2 separate regions of the Homo sapiens genome follow, and region 2 is linked to region 1. Evidence: chromatin loops called from intact Hi-C (ENCODE). Cell type or tissue: tibial artery. All regions are shown on one strand.

Region 1 (8,000 bases):
ATTAAAAACTTTTGTGATTTAAAAGATGTGATTAAGGAAATGAAAAGACAGCCACAGAATGGGAGAAAATATTTGCAAGTCATAGATCTGATAAAGGACTTGTATCCAGAACATATAAAAAACCCTTGCAACTCAATAATAGAACAGACTACTTAATTAGAAAATGGGCAAGAGAGTTGAATAAACATTTCACCAAAGAAGACTATGAATGGCTAATAAGCACATGAAAAGTGGCTCAACATCATTAGTCATTAGGGAAATGCAAATCAAAACCACAATGAGATACCATTACATACTCACTAAAAGGGCTAAAATAGAAAAGACCATGTATTTGCAAGGCTGTGGAGAAAGTGGAACCTTTATACTTTACTGGTGAGAAAGCAAAATGGTATAAATCCTTTGGAAACAGTTTAGAAGTTTCTTAGAAAGTTAAACAGAAATTTGCCCTATGCCTTCTCAGTAATAATAGATCAAGCAGATAAAAACATTCCAATGAGAATATAGAAGATTTGAACAGACCAACTAACAAGCTTGTTCCAGTGGATATGAACATAACACTGCACCCAACAATGTCAGAATATACCTTGTTTTCAAGTACAGAAGGCACATTTACAAAAATTGACCACATTTTTGCCGTAAATCATATTTCAAAACATTCTAAAGGATTAATATCATATGGATTGCTTTCTCTGACAAGAGGGCAACATTATGAGAAAGCTGTGCTACAATTATAACAATGACAAAAACCACATTGCTACAGAACTCCTAGGATAAACAAGAGATCATAATGGAGATTAGAAAAATACTAAAGTGAATGAAGATTAAAATTAAATGCCATATATCAAAATGTGGGAGATGTAGTTTGGATGATATTTAAAGGAAAAATTTATAACCTTAAATGCATACCTTAAAAATTTAGAAAGCCATGAGATTGACAGTGGTTAGAAAAATTAAAACGAAAAGGAAATTTAGGAAGCCTGAAAATTAAGAATTATCCTCTTCTTAATTTAGAGAGGTTAGAGAAAGAACAGTATATTAAGGCCAAGTAAATAGAAGGAATAAAATAAACAGAAGTGAATGAAACAAAACAAAATCACAATAGAGAGGATCAGCAAAGCCAGAAGTCCACGAAACATTTAATAAGACAGGGGAATAGTGTCAAGTTTGACCACTAAGGGGGAAAACAGTGAAGGCACAAATAAATAATATTGAGAATAAAAAATGGGACTAAATGCTAATGGACGGACATTAAAATTATAATAAATGCCAATGAACATGGAAACTAAAATGAAATGTATAAATTCCTAGAATATATAACTTATCAAAACTGATACAAGAAGAAATAGAAAACCTGAACAGTCCATAATTATTAGAGCGATTGAATCAGGAATGATGAATCTTCCCACAAAGAAAACACCAGGCCTAGATGTCTTTACCTTTAAATTCCACCAAACATTTGAGGAAAATAAAATTCTAATCTTATACAAAATATCCCAATATAGGAAAAGAGGGAACACTTCTTAAGTTAGTCTGTGAGGCTCACATACATTTGACACCAAAGCCTGATGAAGACCATACAAGACAGGAAAATTATGTCATGTATGTATCTCACACATAAATACTGGCACAAAAATTCTGATATATTAAATATTAGTAAGTGAGATTTCAGCAGTGTTTAAGAAATAATATACAATGTGAAGGATTGGTGGGTGTGAGGAGAGGCCGGAGACCGCATATATGGCTGGAAAAATAATCCAAGTAAGAGATGATAAAGGCCTGAACTCAGCAGGGGTTGGGCTAAAGGGAGAGGATGAACAGCAGCACGGCGGCTCTGGGGGTGCAGCTCGGGGAACTGCCCAAGACAAAAAAGCCTTGGGGTCCAGCTTGTGGCCTGGTTGATGGAGGAGTCACACTGGAATGAGGGAAAGGGTAGCAGTGTCTGGGGGCAAACACCCAATTCTGGGAGGCTGGGCCTGCCTGCATCCTGGAGGTTGGGGTCATGCACGAAGCTTGGTAAAGGCATGGGCAGGGTGTGGTTTTGGGAGTCCTGGGTTGGGGGGCATTCTCATCCTGGAGGCCTGGATTCTGCGACCGGAGGCAGTGAAAGGAGTGTCAGGTGGTGGGGGCCCCTTCCCGCCCAACGCTTTCTGAACTGCGGCATGGAAACCCAGGACTCCCCTGTGTCCGGCTCTCAGCCATGAACATTTCCGGCAAAAACAGAGAAGAAAGAAACTCTCCCAGCCCACTGTGCTCCTCATATCAGCAAAAGCAGTATGAGCTTAGCTTGCAAAATAAACAGGGCCCAACGTAAACAGTGTGGCAGGTCCTGGAGACCAAGCTAAGAATACTTGCTGGGGGAGGAGGGCTGGAGCGGCCTCTGCCATCGATTCCTCAGAATGTCTGGGGTATGCAGCCCCCACACAGACTGCCAGCCCTGTGTGGGACTTCAGGAAGCCCAGTGGGGCCAGAGGGGGAGTGGGCAGGGCCAGCTCTCTCCGGACCTCTCCCGACCGCCTGCATTGGTCCCTGGCCCACACTGAAGGCCCTGGGCCCTGCTGCTGGTGCCCCCAGCCTGCCCCTGGCCTCAACCCTCCTCAGCCTCTCCATACGGACTTTGGGTGATATGAAACCCCTCCTTGCTCTCTCTACCTCATCTCCCACCCCTGTCTGTGTCCTCCTTGGGACCAGCTCTTCACCTAACTAGCTGTGTGACCTCAGGCGACCACTCAGCCTCTCTGAGCCTCGGTTTCCCCATCTGTAAAAGAGGATTTATGTGGGCATTTGAGCAAATAAGAGTCCTCTCCAGGATAAAGAAGACAATAATCTAAGATGAAAACAGAAAGGGCATGAGGCAGCTTTTGTGACTTTTGACCCTAAGGACACAAGCAGGAGTCAAACCCTCTCATTTGACAGGGGAGGGAGGCCCGCAGGAAGTAGACTCGCTGTGAGGAGGCCCCTGGATCTGCGGGTGTGGGTGGGTTTCTGCTCTCCACACCCTGGAGTGAGGCAGAACCTAAGCCACCAGGACAGGCACAGGGGTGGAAGGGATCCCTGGAATGGGGACGTCCTGCAAGGTAGTTGGGAGGTCTGTGTTGGAGCAGACACTGCACTGTCAAGCAAGAGTTTTGACGAGCCCGCAGGACTGTGACGAGAAGGGAGACCCCCAGACCCCTCTCTCCAATGTGGGTCCCTGGCCAGGACACCAAGGAAGAAGAGGGCTCCCTGCCAGGGAAACTGAGGCAGCCCTGAACAAGCTCAGCTGGCCTGCACTGGTGAACTCCCTGCAGGGGGACACTCTAGGCCTCCCTGGAGGGGTGCCAGCCAGCTGTGCATCCCGGAGACCTCTCATCCTATGGCTAGGCAAGCTGGCCTGGGGTGGGACTCACTGCACAGCCCAGCTGAGGGGCTGAGCTGAGCTGAGAAAACAGTTGGAGGCTGGGGCCTTGACTCCCTTCCGGCAGGCAGCCAGACCAGCGGGATGAGGTGGGGGAGGGTGCTGGTAGGGAAGGCCAGGGGCTCTGGCTGGGGTTGGCAGGGCCGGCGGGCATTGGCACCGCTGCACGCCTGCTGGGCCTCCGAGGGCCGGGCGGCTGCTGGATTTCCTGCCCCTACTTCCCGAAGTCAGCAGGATTGCGCTTGGGGTATTTACGGTCCCGATGGCTGCACTGATAACGGAGAAAACTCGAGCCAGGCTGTGCCACCAAGCCCTCCAGGCCCAGCCAGGCCCTTTCCTAGGGTCTGTCCCTGAGGGGTGCACCAGTCAGTGGCAGGGCAAGGACCGGGTAGGCTACCACCTACCCACCTAGGTCAGCACAGCTCTGTCAACTCCTTGATGGGCAGCCAGGTTCCAGGTAGACCCCTCAGCGGGGCTGAGATTTAGTGTCGACTGTGGGTGCCACTCACCACCTCAGAGACCCCAGGCAGAGGACTCGAATGTAATGGCAGGGAGCCAGGGCCCACCAGGGCTGTGCATGCAGAATCTACCAGAATCCTCGTGGCCCCGGCTCAGAGCCTGACAGGGCACCAGGATGTGGCCCCAGCCTTGTTCTTAAACCTTGCCCTAGGGATCAGGGACTCCGGAAAATGCTTCCCTTTGTTGCTCAGATGTGAAGAAATTGGGTGCATAATTTTGTGCCTTCAAGGCCAGCGCTGGCCCCTCTGCAGGCCCCCACACCGACCTTGGCTGACTGAGGACTGTGTCCTTGTTCCCAGGCCCCAGCAGGCTGCTGGACGGCTGCTGTGCACGTCAGGAAGGGGCCATTGCACTTCAGGAGGCCCTGTCTGCCACCCACCATCACCCCCGCAGGATGCCAGACTCCAGGTCTGGGCTTAGAGGGTGGCCTGTCCCATGGAGCAGGGGCAGAGCCGTAAGAAAGGTCTGGGACAGTAGTGTAGGCAATGGAACCAGAGCTTGGCAGGGAGTGGCGGGGAAAGGCGGGGGCTGTCCCCAGCCTGTGCTGTCCAGAAAGGGCCACCGACACTCCTGCACGTCAGGGATGTTCACGCCCCGCCTGCCTGGCTGCAGCCGAGATGGAAGCAGGAGTGGAGGCTGGGGAACTGGGTGCCACTCCCTGTCTCTACCACGGCTTTCCTTGATGTCTAGAAACTCCTGGCCATGCCAACAACACAGGGTACCCGGCCCTGCTGTACTGGGTGTGCCAGCCAGGAGTCACCCAGCCCTTGCGCAAAGAGAAAGCCAGGGAAACACCGTGTTCCCCGGGCAGCAGAGAGGCCAAGGCTTCTGGGCCTCTGAGCTTGCCAATCCTGTGAGCTGACCTCTCCCGGGTCTTGCTTCCTGTCCTGCCAGATGGGCGCTATCTCCCACTGGGCCATCTGCCTGGCAAAGGTCTGCACCAGCCCTGCTCAGGTCTGTGCTGACAGAGGGTGGCCAGGCCCATGGGACTCAGGGTACTGTGGTCACACAGCCCCATGGGGCCAGGCACCTGAACACCAGCCTTCGCTCTTTCTGCATGACCCAATTTGCTGGTCTCAGGGCCCCACGGCCGCCCCAGGCCATGGGCAGATGGTGCCAGGTGGGGAGAGGGTGACGCTGCAGGTCCTGGGGGCCAGGACGGGTGGGGCAGGAGCAGGAGCCTGGGCCGGGCTGTGCCTGCCCCGCCTGCCCGGCTGCAGCCGAGATGGAAGCAGGCCAGAGCCAGGCGTTGCCAGGGAAACCGGGCGGCAGACGCACTCCCTGCCCAACTGAAACTCCTCTATTTTTAGCCTCTCAGCTACTTTCAGATAAAGTCCATGTAGACGGACTTGCTGTTCGGCAAGATAACAGCCCGCTTCAAACCACAGAGACTTCAAAGGGCAGTGGTGGGCTCAGCCATGGGCCCGAGAAAGGCCCTCCCACCGCCCAGATCCCCCGGCAGCTCCCAGGGTGCCTGGGGGAGAGGCTCCGGCCTGAGGGACCGAGTGATGGGCACAGAGCCTGGTGGGGAGTGGGGGCCTGGTGGGTTCGGGGTGAACAGAAGATGCCTCTCTTCCCATGAACCCATCCCAGCTGGGCCCTGCACCTCCCTGAGCCCTCGGCCGGCCCCAAGTGGAGGCCCCAGACAGCTGGGCCCAGGAGAAGGCTGGGATGTGAGGCCAGCTTCTGCCACCCTCCACTCAGGACACAGCCAGGAGGCTCGCAGAGCACAAAGCAGACTACGAGAGGCAGCGGGAAAGAGCTGGGGGGAGGGGGCACTTGGTGCCACCTGCCAGTAAAGACGCCACTTGTCAGAGGATGAGAAACCAGCCTGGCCTGGCTCCTTCCATGGGGGACCAATGCCCCGCCAGGTGGGCAGTGGGCCTGGGCCCCTCTTGGGAGTTGCTGGGCAGGCTGCAGTAGGCACTGGCGGGAAGGTGGGGAGGCCTGCAGGAGCTTCACGTTCACACGCAGACCACAGGGAGGTGCCTGCTGGCCCCAGGACGCTAACCAGAACCACCGCAGGCCGGCGCGTGAGCCTACCTTGTCTTCTACTCGGTTCAGGCGGGCGCCGATCGTGTTGCTGCCGCGATCCTTGCTCTTTTCTATGGGGGATAAAACACCCAAATCAGGGCCAAGTGCTGGGGTGGGCCGGGGACCCCAGCTGGGCTTGGGAAGTGGGGTGGTAGGGCTGGGGGAGGTAGCTGAGAGTCAAAATGCCTAAACCTACTAGGACATTTTTAAAAAGCATGCTATGACAAAAATACCAGGGGTGGTACGGTGGCCGGGCATGGCTGCAGCTGGGGACCTGGGCTCCATCCTGCTCCACGCTCTCCACCTCTGACCTCTGAGAGCCCTAGGGGGCTGCCTAAGCTGGCCACACTGCCAGCTGTGCAAGCCCATGCCATTCCACTCCCAGGGCGACACAGGCCTGACTCCAGGCTGGGGGCACAGCCATTCCGCTGCTCCGTTACACCAGCCCACACTATGAGCCGTGGCTGCTGTTTGCATCTGGGCTAGGGAAACCCCAGGGAATGTGCCTTTTCCCTGTCATTCCCCGGAATGACTCACAGCCCCGTGTCCAGGGGACCCAAGGAATTTGGTCAAGGAGCCAGAAAACCAGCCCCCAGGCTGCAGCCAGGTGCTTCTGTCCCTCTCAACTTGAGCCCTGCAAGGCCCCCACCCATAGTCTCTTGAATTCTGGGCTGGCAGCTCACCCCACCCAAACCCCACCCCAGGATCACCCCCTTCTGCAAAGTTGCCCTGGGTTCATGTTTCCACACCTAGAGCCTAACCTCAACGCCCTGGAATTTAAAGGGACCCAGGTAGGTTCTTATGAAACCTGAATATTCCTTTGTAAAATGTACTTTGGAGCCACTTTGCTAAGGGTGGGGTCTACCTCCCCTTACTCCCTGGCTTTCATTTCATGTCATGCACTTTGGAGGTGCAATGGCCCATTCTGACATCATGGGGAGAGCCAGGAGGGCAGAGGTGCGGGAGAGTCCATTGCAGGCTGCTGGGCCCAGAGTAACTGACACAGAAACCCACCTGAGACGGAGATGAACAGTGAGGGCTTCCCAATGGACTGGTCCAGCCTGGAGAGAAGGACACAGACACCAGTTCACACCTGGCCCTGGCACTGCGCAGATGCACTGTCGTCTGTGGGACAGACAGCTTGACGTGCCCGGCAAGACAGTGGACTGTCCACCCACTCTGGGGACACCCCCGACCCTAAGGCCTGCCAGGTCACTCCCAACCCCCCAGAGGGCCATGCTCCCGAGGGGGCTGAGCAGGGATCTCGGAAAGGGGGAGTCGGTGGGCTGCCTCTCAGACTTCCTCCCTGGGGGTAGGAGTGGGAGGCAGTGGATCAGCCATGGGCAAGGCAGCCTGACCCCTCGCCTGTGGCCAGGATGGACACGGGCTCCCAGCCATGCCCTGTAACACACGGAGCTAGTTCCCAGGCGAGCCCATCTCGGAGGCACAGCTGCTCTGAGTCTGTGCAGGCCCGGGAGGATGGTGCTAGCTCCATGGGAACACATTAGCTCCCCACAGTCAGGGTCTCCAGCTCCAGGCCAGTCTGGGGGAGACCCGTGCGGTGGGGCCTGGCACCAGGCAGTGTCTTCCCAGGGCTGGGCCTGGCCCCTTGCTCAGAGGTGACAGGGAAGGCGGGTGGGCTGGCTGCCGAGTGTCCTGAAGTTGTGGGGAGTGTGAAGCTGGTGTTGCTACCTGAGCAGGGACGGAGGCGGGTGTTTGCCTCCCCTACGCGCCTCCCCTACCCCAATTCCCCCATCATCTCAGATCCGGGCGGGGAACAAGGTAGAGCTGCCTGGTGGGCTGGCTGTGAACCGTGGCCGTGGCCAGCTGCCCTCCCTCTGCAGGGCTGGGGGTGGTGAGGAGAAGGGGGTGGTTGAGAGGCAAGAACTCAGGGTCTCAGCCCCTCCCTCCTCCGGCACCGCTGATCATGCAGCTGGGGCCGGGCTGGGCAGGACCTGGGCACCCTCCCCGCTGCCGTTTGGCCGTGCCCACCTCCTCTGCAGCTCCTTGATGCGCACCATGAGGTTGAGGTGGCCCTGCGAGTACTGCTCAA
Region 2 (8,000 bases), 470 kb after region 1:
GCTCCACGCTTCCCACTAAATGTCCTGCCTTAATCACGGACCATGTGGCTGTGAGATGATGGGAAAGCTGATAAGATTTCTCTTTCAAGAATTCTGACACAGGCTACAACACGGATGGACCTTATGGACATAACAGTAAGTGACATAAACCAGACACAAAAGGATGAATCCTGTGTGACCCCACACATATGAGGTTCCTGGAGCAGCTGAATCCATAGAGACGAAAAGTGGATGGTGGGTGCCAGGGACCGGGGCAGAGAATGGGAGTTGGTGTTTACTGGGGACAGAGGTTCAGCTTGAGAAGATGGAAAGTTCTGGAGATAGATGGTGGTGATGGTTGCACAACAATGTGAATGTATTTAATGCCACAAACCATACACTTAACAATGGTTAAGATGGTAAATTTGATGTGATGTATATTTGACCACAATTTGCTCAATGCACCATTGCTGGTTTGAAGGTGGAGGGACCACAGGACCAGGGACAAGGACTTGGGAACCTCAGTCCTACAGCCATGAGGAGTTGACTTGTCAACAGCCTGAATGGTCCTGGAGGCAGATGCTTCCCCGGAGCCTCCAGGTGAGAGTGCAGCCCACCAAGGCCTGACGTCAGTCTGAGAGACCCCGCTCAGGGCACCCACTGAGCCCACCGCGACTTCTGCCCTGGAGAGCTGCGAGATCATAAATGGGCACTGCTTGCAGTCCTTACATCCATGCTGCTTCTTACGCAGCATAGAAAACCAGTGCAGCTTGTGTCTGGGTGGAGCCCTCCAGGCCGTGGGCCACCAGTGTCTTGCAGTCTGCCCTGGGCTGCTGCCTCCAGTGTGGTTTCCTTTGTGCTTGCTCCCAGCCCGTTCCCATGGAGGGATTTGGTGAGCTACCCCTTACCCTTGCATCTGTTCCCAATGGAGCCTGGCTCTCTGGCTGGGCCTTCACTCCCTTCCCTCCTCACAGCTCGGACCCTCCCCTCAGGGATCCCATGAGGGCTGACAGCAGGGGCGTCTTCACCTCTGTGGGCAGCCAGGTGGCAGGAGAGGGGCAGAGGCGCAGCATCGCTCTCCTGCAGCCACCGAAGACTACCCGAGCATCCTCTTGGACCAATAGCAACTGCTTCGGAGTGGAGACAATGTGTGGGTCCACCCTGGGAGCATCTCAAGAGGCTGGGCTCCTGGGGCTGGCGGCCACATGCTCTGAGGAGCAAGGGGATCATGGGGCTGTGGTGGAATGTTCTACAGGGGACCTGTGAGGCTATTGTGGAATGTTCTAGAGGGGATCATGGGGCTGTTGCAGAATGTTCTGGAGGGGATTATGGAGCTGCTGTGGAATGTTCTAGGGGGACTGTGAGGCTGTTGCAGAATGTTCTAGACGGGACTGTGAGGCTATTGTAGAATGCAGAGGACCCAGGGATGAGGGCTTGGATGGCCAGGAAGAGCAAGTGGGTGGGTTAATGGGCATGGCAGGCAGAGACGGGCCAGGCTCCGTGGGGGCAGGAAGAGCTGCCTGGCTGTGGGTTGGACCCTCCCTGCCCCCTAAGCATGAGGAGCTCTGGGGTATTCAAGCACAGAGATCCTGGCCTGGGGCTATAACCTGGAGGCCCAGAAGCATCCATCTCCAGGTCTTGGTAAGGCCTGGGGGTAAGCAAAGGGGGGTCCCCATGTGGGCCATGGGGTGCGGTGCATTGGGTCTGGAAACTCTCCAGGTCTCCCACCCCACCCTGGTGCTCAGCCACCCCCAAAGCGTTTCCTCTACAGTGTCAGCCTGGGGCTTGGTCCCGGGGCTCCCTCCTAGCAGCTGGCAGAGCAGATGCCTCTCGAGCAGAGCTGGAGGACCCTTCCAGAGGGTGTGGGGGCAGGCAGGGGGCCCTACCGTGGGGTCAGGGTGTATTTGCCCTTGCGGTCCAAGCTGCAGCCACAGCGGATGGCAAACCACAGGAAGGAGCTGAAGAGCAAGGCGGACACCTGGGAGGGAGACACCCGCGGCTGCCCCACTGCCCCAGGGTGCGGGCGCCCCTCCCCAGGAAGCATCAGGACTCTGCAGTGTAAGGGGGCGGCCCAGCTGTAGGAGGCAGGCCCTGTCACACCAGAGCAGCTCCCTGAGGTTGGCAGCCAGTGAGGCTCAAGACCAGAGATCCTGTCCCGGGTCACCCTTCCATCTGAGTCGGGGGCTGGGCAGGCTGAGGGGCAGGAGGTGGGAAGGGGCAGTGAGGGAGGCGAGAGGGTACCGTGAGGGCCAGGCCGATGCTGGTCAGGCTGGAGGCGACCTGCTGGTGTGTCCTCAGGAAGCTCCGGATGCCCTGAAGGCAGTCCTGTGAGAGGGCAGCAGGCATGGTACCCGCCCTGAGCGGCCCTCCCTGCCTGGACAAGCGGCCTCTGTGGGGCCATGGAGCTGCAGCGCCCACCTAGGCCAATGCCAGGGCAGCAGGGCGGCGGGTGCGGCACATTCCTAGGAAGCCCCCAGGGCTCTAGGGAAAGGCAGCACGAGCAGGTGAAGCCCAGTGGGACAGGGCTGGCCTCTGTGGGCACTCTGGCACTGCCCTGGGCCCGGCCGGTGCCGTCTCCCAGCTGTCCTGAGCGTCCATGTTGGGCCACACGTTGGCTCCCCTGGGCCGGGCCACTTCGAATTCACTCTGGGTTCCCAGCATCCAGCCCAGGGCCGGGCACAGCACCTTGGTGACCAGAGGGTGATGGCTAACAGGGAGGGCAGGAAGCCAGCTGGTGGAGGGGTGTGAGGGGGGTCCCCGCACAGTCCCAGCTTCCTGGTTCCATCCCAGGCTTCCAGTGCCACCCCAGGGCATGGCACCCAGAGGCATCTTTTCAGAAAAGGGAGGTGGCAGGCCTGTCTCTGAACCCTGGAGATGATGGCAACTGGGGCGGCCTGTGGAGGCCTCCGCAGGGTCTCAGGGCTCACCCTCCTGTCCCCCGCAGGCAGGTCTGCCTCCCTCCCGCCCATGCCAGCCCATCTGGGTGGCTCCGTGCCTGCCGCCTGTGCTGGCTCTTCCGGCTCCCCAGGAGGCTTTGCAGTCGGGCCCATGGCCCTGCCATCCCAAGGGTGCTCGAGGCAGGCCCTCGCTCCTGCTTTTCAGTCGGGGGCCTTTTCAGTCTCTCCTTGGGTGGCACAGGGGTCCTGACTGTTAGCCCTGCCCCCAATGCCGCTGGTCCCTCCCCAGCACCATCCTCAGCGCCAGCCCTTCTGCCCTCAGAGCCTTGGCTGTGGCTCCACCCCTCACCAGGCCTCCAGCCATTTGCTCTCCTCCCCTCTGTTTCTTGGAGGGTCGCCAGGTGCCTCCCACTGTGAGATAGGGTGGGTTTGTTTCCAGGACAGTAGGGGAGGGGAGCGGGGAGGGGAGCAGGGAGGGGGCAGGGTGGGCTGGGGGAGGGCTGCCGGGCACCAGGAGAAAGAGAGGAGGGCCCAGTCTCTCCCAGGGCCCTGGGGAGGAAAGGCTTCCTGGCCTCGGGCCCCGCTCTGTTGTTGCTGAAGCCCTGGCCACACCCTGGCCTACTTCTTCTCCTCTGAGTGCCCTTCAACTCCTTCTGATGCCCCCCAGGACGCCTGCACCCTTCCCCCTAGACAGAGCCCACCACACCAGCCCTGCAGCCCTTGGCACAGAGCCCTCATGGGTGCACTCCAAGAGGCTTCTGTGGACTTAGCTGGCCTTGGGAAGTCCCCAGGCTGGAACTGGCTTGAAGGAGTGAATGGCGCATGGGGCCTGCGTCCAGCTGGGCAAAGGGGCCTGTGTTTATGTCTTGAGCCCAGCCTGGCCACCCAATGGGCTTGGCGTACCATGAACCCTAACTAGCCTCCGATCACATCAGAACCTTCCCTGAGCCCTTCAGCGGCAGTTCCCAAGGGTCTGGGGAGGCCAAGGGGTGGGGTGGGAGGATGGCCCTGGGTCTTGGGGTTGGGCCCCAGGGTGTCCAGCCCCCGAGGGTCTTGCCTGGCCAGCATCCAGGTCCCCCCCTCACCTCTCTCGCCGCCTCCTCTCCCTGACACAGGTCAGCCTCTGTGCTCCCCAGACGGCTGAAAGGAGACTTCTTCCCACAGCACAGAAACTACAGGAACAGAAGGGAGGGAGTGGTGATGTGCTCCCGAGACCCCAGGAGGCGGGCAGCACATATGGGGAAACTGAGGCACCACAAGTATCCAGGTGGGGTTCCCTGCAGGCCAGGGCTGGGGCTACTGGTATTGCAGCTGCTTCTGCTGGGGCTCCAGCCATTGCACAGCCGGGCCCTGGTAAGGGGAGCTCTCTCAAGCTGCGCTGCCTGCCTGCTGGTGACAGAACACCTGCTGGAGCCAGGCAGCTTCCCCGCCCTGTTCACAGGGCCTGTGCGCTGTATGTGCTTTTATTTTTTCTTTTCTTTTTTTTTTTTTTTTAAAGTAGAGACAAGGTCTCCCTATGTTGCTCAGGCTGGTCTCGAACTCCTGGGCTCAAGCAATTCACCTGCCTCAACCTCCTCCCAAAGTGCTGGGATTACAGGTGTGAGCCACTATGTTCGGCCCCGTATTTGCTTTAATGCTCTTGAAATCCTTCAGTGTTTCTGAATACAGGGCCCTGCCCTCTCGTTTTGCACTGGGCCTCGAGAATCTGGTAGGCGGCCTTGTCCTGGGCAGACAGAGGGTGGGAGCTTTTTGCCCCCAGCCCTGAGGGGCAACTCTGGCCTGTGTCCTGGAACCCCCTCGGTGCCTGGCCAGACCTCTCACTGGCCACCCTGCGCCTGTTCTCTGAACTGCAGTCCAAGCAGAAGCTGACCGCCCTGCCACCCAGCCGTCCCCACGCTCACCACGTCCTGGATGGCCGCCAGCTCCTGCCGCCGGACGTGGGACGTACCTTTCATCGCCTGCTCATATACCAGGTCGTAGGTGTCCAGCATGGCGTCCTCCACCTGCACCGAGAGACCACAGGGAGGTCCTGGCCCTGGTGGGAGATCCGGGGACACAGCCCCCTCCCCACGACATCCCAAACGCTAGTGGGCCCTTAGTGCTGAGTGACGTCCCAGCACTGCCCTCCTTGTAGCAGGTGGATCTCCCCAAAGCGGAACCTGGGTCCCTGGGCAGCCAGTCACAGTGCTTCCCAACATCAACGATGGGGCCTTCACACAATGGCCGTCAGAGTGGCCCTCCTGCCCCCAGAGGGTCCCGCAGGATAAAGCAGAGGCCAAGCTCTGCGTCCGCCTCCGCTGTGGTCTTACAAGGTTGGCCCACAGAAGTTTCCAGCACGCTACTGTTGACCCGGAAATGGGGGATGGGGCTGGGCCTGGTGGAAAAGGCTTGAGAGACCCTGTGCCAGGACCTCAGCTCCCAGAAAGCTTGGGGATTCTAGATCTTTCCCAAGAATCACCCGGCTGCCTTCTGGAAGCCCGGGCAGCTGGGCTCCGGGTAAGGCTTTTGACCAGAGAAGCCTTGGGCACCTGAGGCCAGATCTGGGTGGACGAGGCCACTGTGGGGCAGGGGGTGAAGAAGGTGGAAGGTGACGGGGCCTGGCTGGATGTGCTGCCTGCGCTCCACACCTCACCAACACCTGGACCTCATGTCTCCACCCTCCTAAGCAAGATGCTCTCCCCTGCCAAGTTACTCCTTCAAAGACAAACTGGAATCTCGCCTCCTACAGGAAGGCTTCTGTGACTGCTCCAGGAGTCGCTGGTCTCCTGGCACAGGGCGAGGCCCTCTTTGAGGTCCCTGCCCTCTGATGTCTCCTTCCTGCCTCAGAGGCCCTCAGTTCTCCCCCAAATGCCATGCTGACAGTCAAGACACATGAAGGGGGTGCTCAGCAGCTGCCCCAAAGGGCTGGGGGAGGATGGAAGCCCCAGGCCCGCTCTAGCCACTCACACCTGCCCTCCAGAAAGGAAGGGTGGCTTACGGCGGTCCTCATTGCACTGGGGCCCAGCCCCCGTGGCAGGCCCTGACAGCGGCCAACTGGGCGGGCAGTGGGCAGTGGAGGCTCTCGGTCAGCCCTGCCCAAGCCTGGAGGCCCCAACAGGAGTCAGATGGACTTTCCAGGCCAAACTTGGCTCCTGACCCTAATGCATCCCTCCCATTGATGCTAATAAAAGTCAGACCACTCTCCGTGAGTCATCCCCGACTCAGCCAGCCTTGTCCTCCCCGCAGTGCCCAGGGGCGGGCAGGCACCAAGCTGGCCACACCACTGTCGGCCAGGGCGGGGGCCTTGTTCAGCCTCAGCGTCTGTGAGTGTGAAATGGGGGTGGAGTCTGGCCTGGCCATTGTGTCCTCGTGGGTGGAGGTCCTGGTGAGGACTGGAGGCCCAGCGGAGTGGGCCCGGGGGTTGGCTCGGACCTCCCCTCCTGCTTCCCTCCCAACTCCAATGACTGTTCCCATTGTCAGGCGCCTGCCATGGCCCAAGGAGGACAAAGGTGCCTCTGAGGCTGTGAGCAAGGTGTCATTATTACCACAGCATGGGCGAGAGTGACAACTCCTGCTAGTGGCTGAGGGGCCTGCTCTGCCTGCCCTGCCTGGCTCTGCCTGCCCTGCCTGCCCTGCCTGCCCTGCCTGGCTCTTCCTGCCCTGCCTGGCTCTGCCAAGCAGCTCTCCCCACGACTGGGGAAGCAGAGCTCAGCGAGGTAGGCCTCCTACCCCAAAGCCGGTTGTCTGGCCCTGGAGGGCCCTGGAGGCCGGGCCGGCTGCTCTCCACGGGGCCTGGGCTCCTAGGTGATGCTTCACCGTCTGTCTCCATTCCAGGCTCTGGGGGCTCTGAAGGAGCCTGGGGCCTGTGTTTCTCAGGACACCTGGGGGAAGGTGCTGCCTGACAGGTATCAACGCACTAAGCTCCGTCTTCCGGTGCCCGGGGGCTTTTCCCCATGACCAGATCTTCCCTGGTGTCTGCCTGGGCTTGGCGACCCCATCCTGTGTCTGCTGAAAGTGCTCAGGAAGGTACAGACAGGTCCTGAACGGCAGGTGGGGACCAGGAGCTGCAGGAGGCCTGTGGACCAGCCCCACAGGTACAGAGCTGGCTCTGGCCTGAGCCCACTCGGCGGCTGGAGGATCCAGGGAGGGTAGTGGCTCCAGGGTGGGGCAGACTGTGAGGACGAGGCTGCACCCCACACTGCTGTACTTAATTTGAGCATGAATTATTCCCGAAGCAGACTCGTCAGGGCACAGGGGGAGGGTTAAGGCAAAGTGGCTCTCAGCCCTCGAGGAGAACGTAATTAATAGCCCTCAAGCTCCACATTCATCCCTGAAGCCCGGTCCACGCCTCCTGCCCGCATGAGCATCCCAGGGAAGTGGCAGCCAGGACTCCCTGGGGCAAGAGTTGGGGAGGTGGAGGGGCACCCCACTTTCAGCTCTGGGCCCGGGTCTGTGGCCACAGGGCACCACCAAGGGCATGTGGCTGGTCCCTTCCCTCCTCTGTCCTCTGCCTTCCCATCCGCAGGGGCACCACATGAGTCACCCTGACCCTGTGTTCAGGACACCTCAGTGGCCCTGTGGGGAGGGACAGGGGGAATGGGTGAATGGGCCGGGCTGGGCTCTGGGCCCCCGGCTCTCACCTCGACGTTTCCGGTGCCAACAGCTTGGGGCCTTTGGCCTTTGCCACTGTCTAGGCTGCCAGCAGGACTTTGTTGGACAGGGAGCCCAAGGTTGAAGCCCATTCGGCTCTGGTGGGCCCTGAGGGTGGAGGGCAGGAGACGGGATGTGCAGCCGCCCCTCCTGCTCAGGGCCCGGGCCCTGGCACCAAAGCCACTCCATCCACACCCAGGACAGCTTCGAGCAAGTCCCACGTCCTGGAGGACCAGCCTGGGCAACGGGGCACGGCAGGAGGCACGCAGGTGAGGAGGAAGAGTCTTTGCACACACCTGGCCATTCCCACCCATGCAGCCCCTGGATCTTGGTGCTCCCTTCACAGAAAAGGAAACTGAGGCCCAGGAAGTTAAAGTGGCTTGCCCAAGGGCGGCCCAAGGACACTGACTTCATATTCAGAGCTCCTTCACCCAGGCCACCTCCATGGCCACCAGGCCTGACACAGATGATGCCAGAAGTCAAGACCCACTGGGA

The links. A loop is a pair of places that touch in the nucleus more often than their neighbours do. Peaks named below come from ENCODE experiments on the same cell type or tissue, not always from the same donor. Only the 100,000 strongest peaks of a DNase experiment are listed, where the experiment ranks them.
Region 2: a loop joins it to region 1, with 3 times the contacts of the local background. A loop is called at or near these places in 2 of 110 quality-filtered maps.

What each region holds. Positions count from the first base shown.
Region 1 is chr11:2,775,994-2,783,993 of GRCh38, reverse strand. It overlaps KCNQ1 (potassium voltage-gated channel subfamily Q member 1), which reads right to left. Exons shown (of 16, transcript NM_000218.3): 13 at 7,940-8,000; 14 at 6,962-7,008; 15 at 5,957-6,018. Among named protein-coding and RNA genes, the nearest start is that of KCNQ1OT1, 80 kb to the right of the region's middle. In tibial artery, a CTCF peak has its summit at 4,651; DNase peaks (open chromatin) are centred at 4,123, 4,783, 5,073, 5,353 and 6 weaker places; H3K4me3 peaks cover 1,009 bases; H3K27ac peaks cover 2,869 bases.
Region 2 is chr11:2,310,533-2,318,532 of GRCh38, reverse strand. It overlaps TSPAN32 (tetraspanin 32), which reads right to left. Exons shown (of 10, transcript NM_139022.3): 5 at 4,778-4,879; 6 at 3,962-4,048; 7 at 2,221-2,304; 8 at 1,866-1,957; 9 at 1,008-1,189; 10 at 329-670. The coding sequence ends at 609. LOC124902612 (a long non-coding RNA gene) reads left to right here and starts at 4,046. Exons shown (of 2, transcript XR_007062552.1): 1 at 4,046-4,143; 2 at 4,730-6,068. RefSeq lists an enhancer at 5,370-5,975. In tibial artery, no CTCF peak of the experiment used is centred here; no DNase peak of the experiment used is centred here; H3K4me3 peaks cover 1,087 bases; H3K27ac peaks cover 4,105 bases.